Regions from separate parts of the Homo sapiens genome. Here region 1 is linked to region 2. A link is an interaction called in ENCODE POLR2A ChIA-PET data of the cell type or tissue named here. Cell type or tissue: Panc1. All regions are shown on one strand. Links, peaks and the distances in the headings refer to the core of each region. The heading gives the core; the rest is flanking DNA.

The links. Peaks named below come from ENCODE experiments on the same cell type or tissue, not always from the same donor. Only the 100,000 strongest peaks of a DNase experiment are listed, where the experiment ranks them.
Region 1: POLR2A ChIA-PET joins it to region 2 with 12 read pairs; 2 of 35 experiments call an interaction of 5 or more read pairs at or near these places.

What each region holds. Positions count from the first base shown.
Region 1 is chr10:114,495,286-114,498,206 of GRCh38, reverse strand. The region is part of intron 6 of ABLIM1 (actin binding LIM protein 1); the gene reads left to right. Among named protein-coding and RNA genes, the nearest start is that of AFAP1L2, 92 kb to the right of the region's middle. RefSeq lists enhancers at 1,190-1,289, 1,420-1,499. In Panc1, for the core only: no CTCF peak of the experiment used is centred there; no DNase peak of the experiment used is centred there.
Region 2 is chr10:114,677,430-114,680,350 of GRCh38, reverse strand. It overlaps a transcript of ABLIM1 not described here. Among named protein-coding and RNA genes, the nearest start is that of ABLIM1, 21 kb to the right of the region's middle. In Panc1, for the core only: no CTCF peak of the experiment used is centred there; no DNase peak of the experiment used is centred there; H3K27ac peaks cover 2,500 bases.

The sequences.
Region 1 (2,921 bases), core at 187-2,686, 180 kb after region 2:
TGCATTTTTGAGATGTGTGTCCTGAGGCTTGGAGATGTTAAATAGTGACATATTTGAGGCCCTATGGATGGTAAATTGAGGTATGATTCTCAGACTTCCTGATTCCAAAGCTTGTAGCCCTTTCCCTGTACCTCATGTCCACAAAGAATTCGGAACTCTTTTCTGCTCTTCCAGACAAAGGGTTTCATAAAAAATGTTGTGACTTACACTAAATTTTGCATTAGAGTAGATGTTATTTCCCCAGAATCCTGGTTTGTATGCTAAAGTTCATACTTCAATTTAGAGATTAACTAAATAGCAATAATAACTACAGATGTCTGATTTAACCAGCACTATTAAAGGCAAACAATTTTTTGCACTTCAAATGTGTAGGCAGGTACTTTGTAAAACTCACCTAAATAAGCAAATTGTCAGTTGTTCATAGAGTTTCATGCTAGCCACAGTGTAGTCTTTTTATAAAAGCATTTTGAATATGTGAAAATGCAGAAATGGGGACGTGATTTTTTTTTTTTTTTTTTTTTTTTTGAGACAGAATCCGGCTCTGTTGCCCAGGCTGGAGTGCAGTGGTGCGATCTCGGCTTACTGCAAGCTCCGCCTCCCGGGTTCGCGCCATTCTCCTGCCTCAGCCTCCCAAGTAGCTGGGACTATAGGCGCCCGCCACCAAGCCTGGCTAATATTTAATATTTTTTTTAGTAGAAACGGGGTTTCACCGTGTTGACCAGGATGGTCTCGATCTCCTGACCTCGTGATCTGCCCGCCTCGGCCTCCCAAAGTGTTGGGATTACAGGCATGAGCCACCGCGCCCGGCCAGAAATGGGGACGTGATTTTTTTTAAGGAGCAGGGTACAAAGATAGATGGGGAAGAGCAGTGATGGCGCTCTGGTGAGCTCTCTAGCAGCACCGCTGGCCACTCAGGCTCAGGCAGGACGGCTGCCAGTTATGTGCCTGGGGCCAGGTATCTGGTAAACCAACCTTCATGCCGTTGTCTGCCACAACAAAGCTCCTGCTGGGCTTTAAAAGTTTATAGTCAACAGCATCCTCTCTGCAGTGAATTGCAAGCTTATTATCTGTTTCTTATATGAGCGCTATTTAGTCTTTCATTTTGCTCATGATCTGAAATACTTCTCCTTCTCCTAAAAATAACTCCAATTTAAATGATTTTGATTCAGCAACATCTGATTTTTGGTAAATTTGCATATGCACTGCCGTCTGTGTTCAGCTCTGTTACTTTTCCTGGCCTTGTGCACATGGCTTCTCTGTGAACCATCATGGGTGCCTATGTAAGGAGAAATGAAACAGAAGGGTGTCTCACACATGCGAAGGAGGGCCTCCTTTGTCTTGAGCATCTGACCCTGGAGCCTCTCAAGCCTGCACTGCTGCAAAAACAGAACGACTCCTCAATGCCTTTTGACTCTGGCTCACCGAATGTCTTGACATGTTCAGCATCTTGGGATGAAGGAAATACATAGGTCAAGACATCCCTGGCATTACAATGGGCTAGGGTTAGGTTTTTTAGCAGTGTTTTCTTTTTATATAATTATTTTATTTTATTTTTAAGTTCCATAGTACATGTGCAGGATGTGCAGGTTTGTTACATAGGTAAGCATGTGCCATGGTGGTTTGCTGCACCTGGCAACCCATCACCTAGGTATTAAGCCCAGCATGCCTTAGCTCTTTTTCTTAATGCTCTTCCCCCGCCACCCTCCCCCAACAGGCTCCAGTGTGTGTTGTTCCCCTCCCTGTGTCCGTGTGTTCTCATTGTTCAGCTCCCACTTGTAAGTGAGAACATGCAGTGTTTGGTTTTCTGTTCCTGTGTTAGTTTGCTGAGGATAATGGCTTCCAGCTTCATCCATGTCCCTGCAAAGGACATGATCTCATTCCTTTTTATGGCTACATAGTATTCCATGGTGTATATGTAGCAGTGTTTTTACTAATGATTTATAGAGCGAAGTCCTGCCACATGGGGCCTTGATGTAACTTCCATTCATCTTGTGAGTTGATAGAACTCTTATAAGTTGATGTAATTTCCCTTCATCTTGTGAGTTAATAGAACACAGTGACTCTCCTATGCCTGCCCAGGGCATCCAGAGAGCCTTTTACTGGCATCCAAACCACACTAATGTGCCTTCTTTTTGTGAATGACCTTGGGACTGTCTCTGAGCAGAGAGTTATTACATTGTTATTCGTATCATTATTGTTATTACTTTGTGCAATGTGTCACACCATTTTCAAAATGTCTTTTGGTCATCACACCAGTATCATTGTGAGGTAGTTACAGCAGTGACATACTGTATGGTTATTAGTGGTGGTACTGGGTAAGAACACTCACTCCAGAGCCAGACTGCCTGGGTTTGCATCCTGGTCCCACCAGTTCTAACTGTGACTGTAAAGGAGTTATAAAATCTCTTCAGGCCTCAGCTTCCTCATCTTTAAAATAAGGATAATAATACTTCCTGCCTTCTTAGGTTATTGTGACACAAATTGACTAAATGTTTATGGAGTACGTAAAAGAGTAATTGACACAGAATAATCACAGTATCATCACCAGCACTACCATCAATGTCAGCAGCAGCAGCAGCAGCAGCACCGTCATCACCACCACATCATCGTCACCACAATATCATCATTACCATCATCATCACCATCATTGTCTTCATTGTTGTCATCACTGTCACCATCATTACCATCACCTTCACCATTATCACCACTACTATCATTATCACCATCACCATCACTACCATCATCATCATCATCATCATCATTACCACCCCAGCACCACTCACCATCATCATTATCATCATCACCATCACCACCACCATCATCACCATCATCATCTCTACTTTACAATAGAGGTTCCAAGAGCTTGTGATCTGCCCAAGATCCCATTTCCAGTACGGGCTGGGGTAAACACTCTAGTTCAG
Region 2 (2,921 bases), core at 304-2,803:
AGCTTGGACACCTACTAGCTGTGTAATCTTGGCCAAATTTCTCAACTTCTCTAAGCCTCAGTTTCCACATCTGTAAAATAGAGATAACAATACTGTCTGCTTTATAAGATTGTGAGGATGAAGTGAGAATATCTATAAGACTCATGGCACAGTGCCTCCCGCGTAATAATGAATGGGTTATATAATTGGCAATTAGAGTTCCATCTGGGAGATTCAGATTCTTGCAAATTATTTATAACGTTGAACAGTGCTATGAATCCAAGGCCTTGATTCTAGTTTGGTAATTTTATTTTAGTTTTATGTCTGTGTGTTTTGCTTATTTTTAATTATAAAAATCATGTAAGAATAGGCTTTCATTGTAAAAATTTCAAACACTACATGAGAGGCAAAAGCTCCCTTTGACCGCTGCCCAAAATTAGGGGATAACAACTATTAGCTGTTTTATTTATCTATTTTATTTTCATCAAAGTAATCCATATTCCTAGTTTTAAAAGGCAGATAGTGTCTTCTCGCATGAATGGGAGACAAAGGAATGAGAGAGCCAAAGAGTATAGAGTTTTTCTGGCCTGACTTCTTAGGATGACGAAAACTGGGGCATTTCTGTTCCAGAATGTGGCATTTCCCAATGAGACATTTTGCATTTTTATGTTTCATGGTTGAATAAACATGCAATTTATTAAAAGGTTTAAGATATTTCTTTTTTTTTTTTTTTTTTGAGACGGAGTTTTGTTCTTGTTACCCAGGCTGGAGTGCAATGGCAGGATCTCGGCTCACTGCAACCTCCACCTCCAGGGTTCCAGCAATTCTCCTGCCTCAGCCTCCTGAGTAGCTGGGACCACAGGCACACGCCACCACGCCCGGCTAATTTTGTAATTTTTAGTAGAGACAAGGTTTCTCCATGTTGGTCAGGCTGGTCTCAAACTCCCGACCTCAGGTGATCCACCCGCCTAGGCCTCCCAGAGTGCTGGGATTACAGACATGAGCCACCACTCCCGGCAAGGTTTAAGATATTTCTAACTTGGCCTGTTTGGTGGGGAGAAAATTAATAGCAAACAACAGGGGTCTGGCAAGCCCTCAGAAGAGCAGGCAGCACACTTTTTCTGTAAAGAGCCAGATAGTAAGATTTTAGGTTTGATGAGACATATGGTTGGTGTCATGCTGCTTTCTTTCTCTTTCTTTCTTTCCTTCTTTCTTTCTTTTTCATCATGCTGACACAGAAGGGCAAGACAGCATGTAGAAATATGCGTGACCTCTTGACGGCTAAGTTCATAACTGGCACACTGTCACTTCTTTATTCTATAAGCCAGATGAGTCACATCATCAATTCCAGTCTCAAAGTGAGAGGGCATTCAAAGTTACATGGCAAAGGGCATGGATATAAGGAGGGGTGATAAATTCAGCCAATGATATAATCCACCATAGCTTCTATGCAGTACCAGTGGTATTGGCATGAATAGACATGCACTGAGACTCAGTGAAATAAAATTATTATGCTCAGTTAACCTGAAATACTTTATTCTTGGTTTAAAAAAGAAAATAAAAAGACAATCTAACCCTAGGGAACTTTCTAACAAACTCAAGGAAATGGTACACAGATGAAACCAATGAATAAGATGTTTATAGAGCAAACAGCTAAGAAATACAAGATTTGAATGCTTTGTGTGATTAGCCTAAAGCATACTTTTTCTGTGAAGGGCACAATAGTAAATATTTGAGTCTTTGTGAGCCAAATGGTCTCTGCTGCAACTACTCAAGTCTGAGATTGTAGCACAAAAGCAGCCGTAGACAATACATAAATAAATGGACATGGCTGCTTTCAACAGAACTTCATTTACAAACACAGGCAGCAGGCATTAGTTTACAGACCACTGCCCTAGACTACTGAAAGAAATAAGAAAGAGTCAGCTGTGGAAGACTTCTTGAAAAAGAATCCGTGGTTTCAAAGGCGATAAAGATTAGTTTAGCTTAACGAGACATGCTTTAGAAATGAAGTCAGAAAACAATTATATGATTGTTCAATAAATTTGCCAACAGGTTAATGTAGTTAGTTCAGTCAGAATGAAAACAATAATGAAAACTCATCATTCTTTCAAAATATTACTTGGTACTAATTATTTCTGCTCTAAAACCCTGTTTGAAAACCTGTTTGCTAAGAACGTTCATGTTTTTGCTTAGCTGGAGAATGAGGAAAAAAAAAAGGATTAGAAATAAAATGAAAGAAATACCTAATTAAAGTGATTTGATTTTATGCCACTTTAAAACATTTATTTGATTGATATGACCTAGATGTGTGTAAAGGAACTAAAGGAATTAAAAAAGAATGGTTGATTTTTAACCATCAGGAAACCATGCAAATTCAAGTGAGTATTTTTCTATTGTCAGTTGTATTTCACCTAGATTTTACTCACCAACTTTCATGTGTTTCCTCTCCATGTTTGGAGATAGAATGAAGCCTGGAATACTGTTACAAAATGAACAGTTTTTTGCTAGAAATCTTTAATACCAGTTTACTCAATTACAGTCAGCTTGTAGTTGGGAACCTGTAGTTAGATGATTTCTTTTTTATTTTTATTTTTTTGAGGCAGAGTCTGGCTGTTGCCCAGGCTGGAGTGCAGTGGCGCAATCTTGGCTCACTGCAACCTCCACCTCCCAAGTTCAAGTGGTTCTCCTGCTTCAGCCTCCCAAGTAGGTGGAATTACAGGCGCATGCCACCACACATGGCTCATTTTTTGTATCTTTTGGTAGAGACGGGGTTTTACCATGTTGGCCAGGATGGTCTTAAACACCTGGCCTCAAGTGATCCTCCCACCTCGGCCTCCCAAAGGGCTGGGATTACAGGCGTGAGCCACTATACCTAGCCAGTTAGCCAGATTTCTGCTGATTAAACCCAGATACAGAAGAGTTTGGAGTGTAGCTTTAGG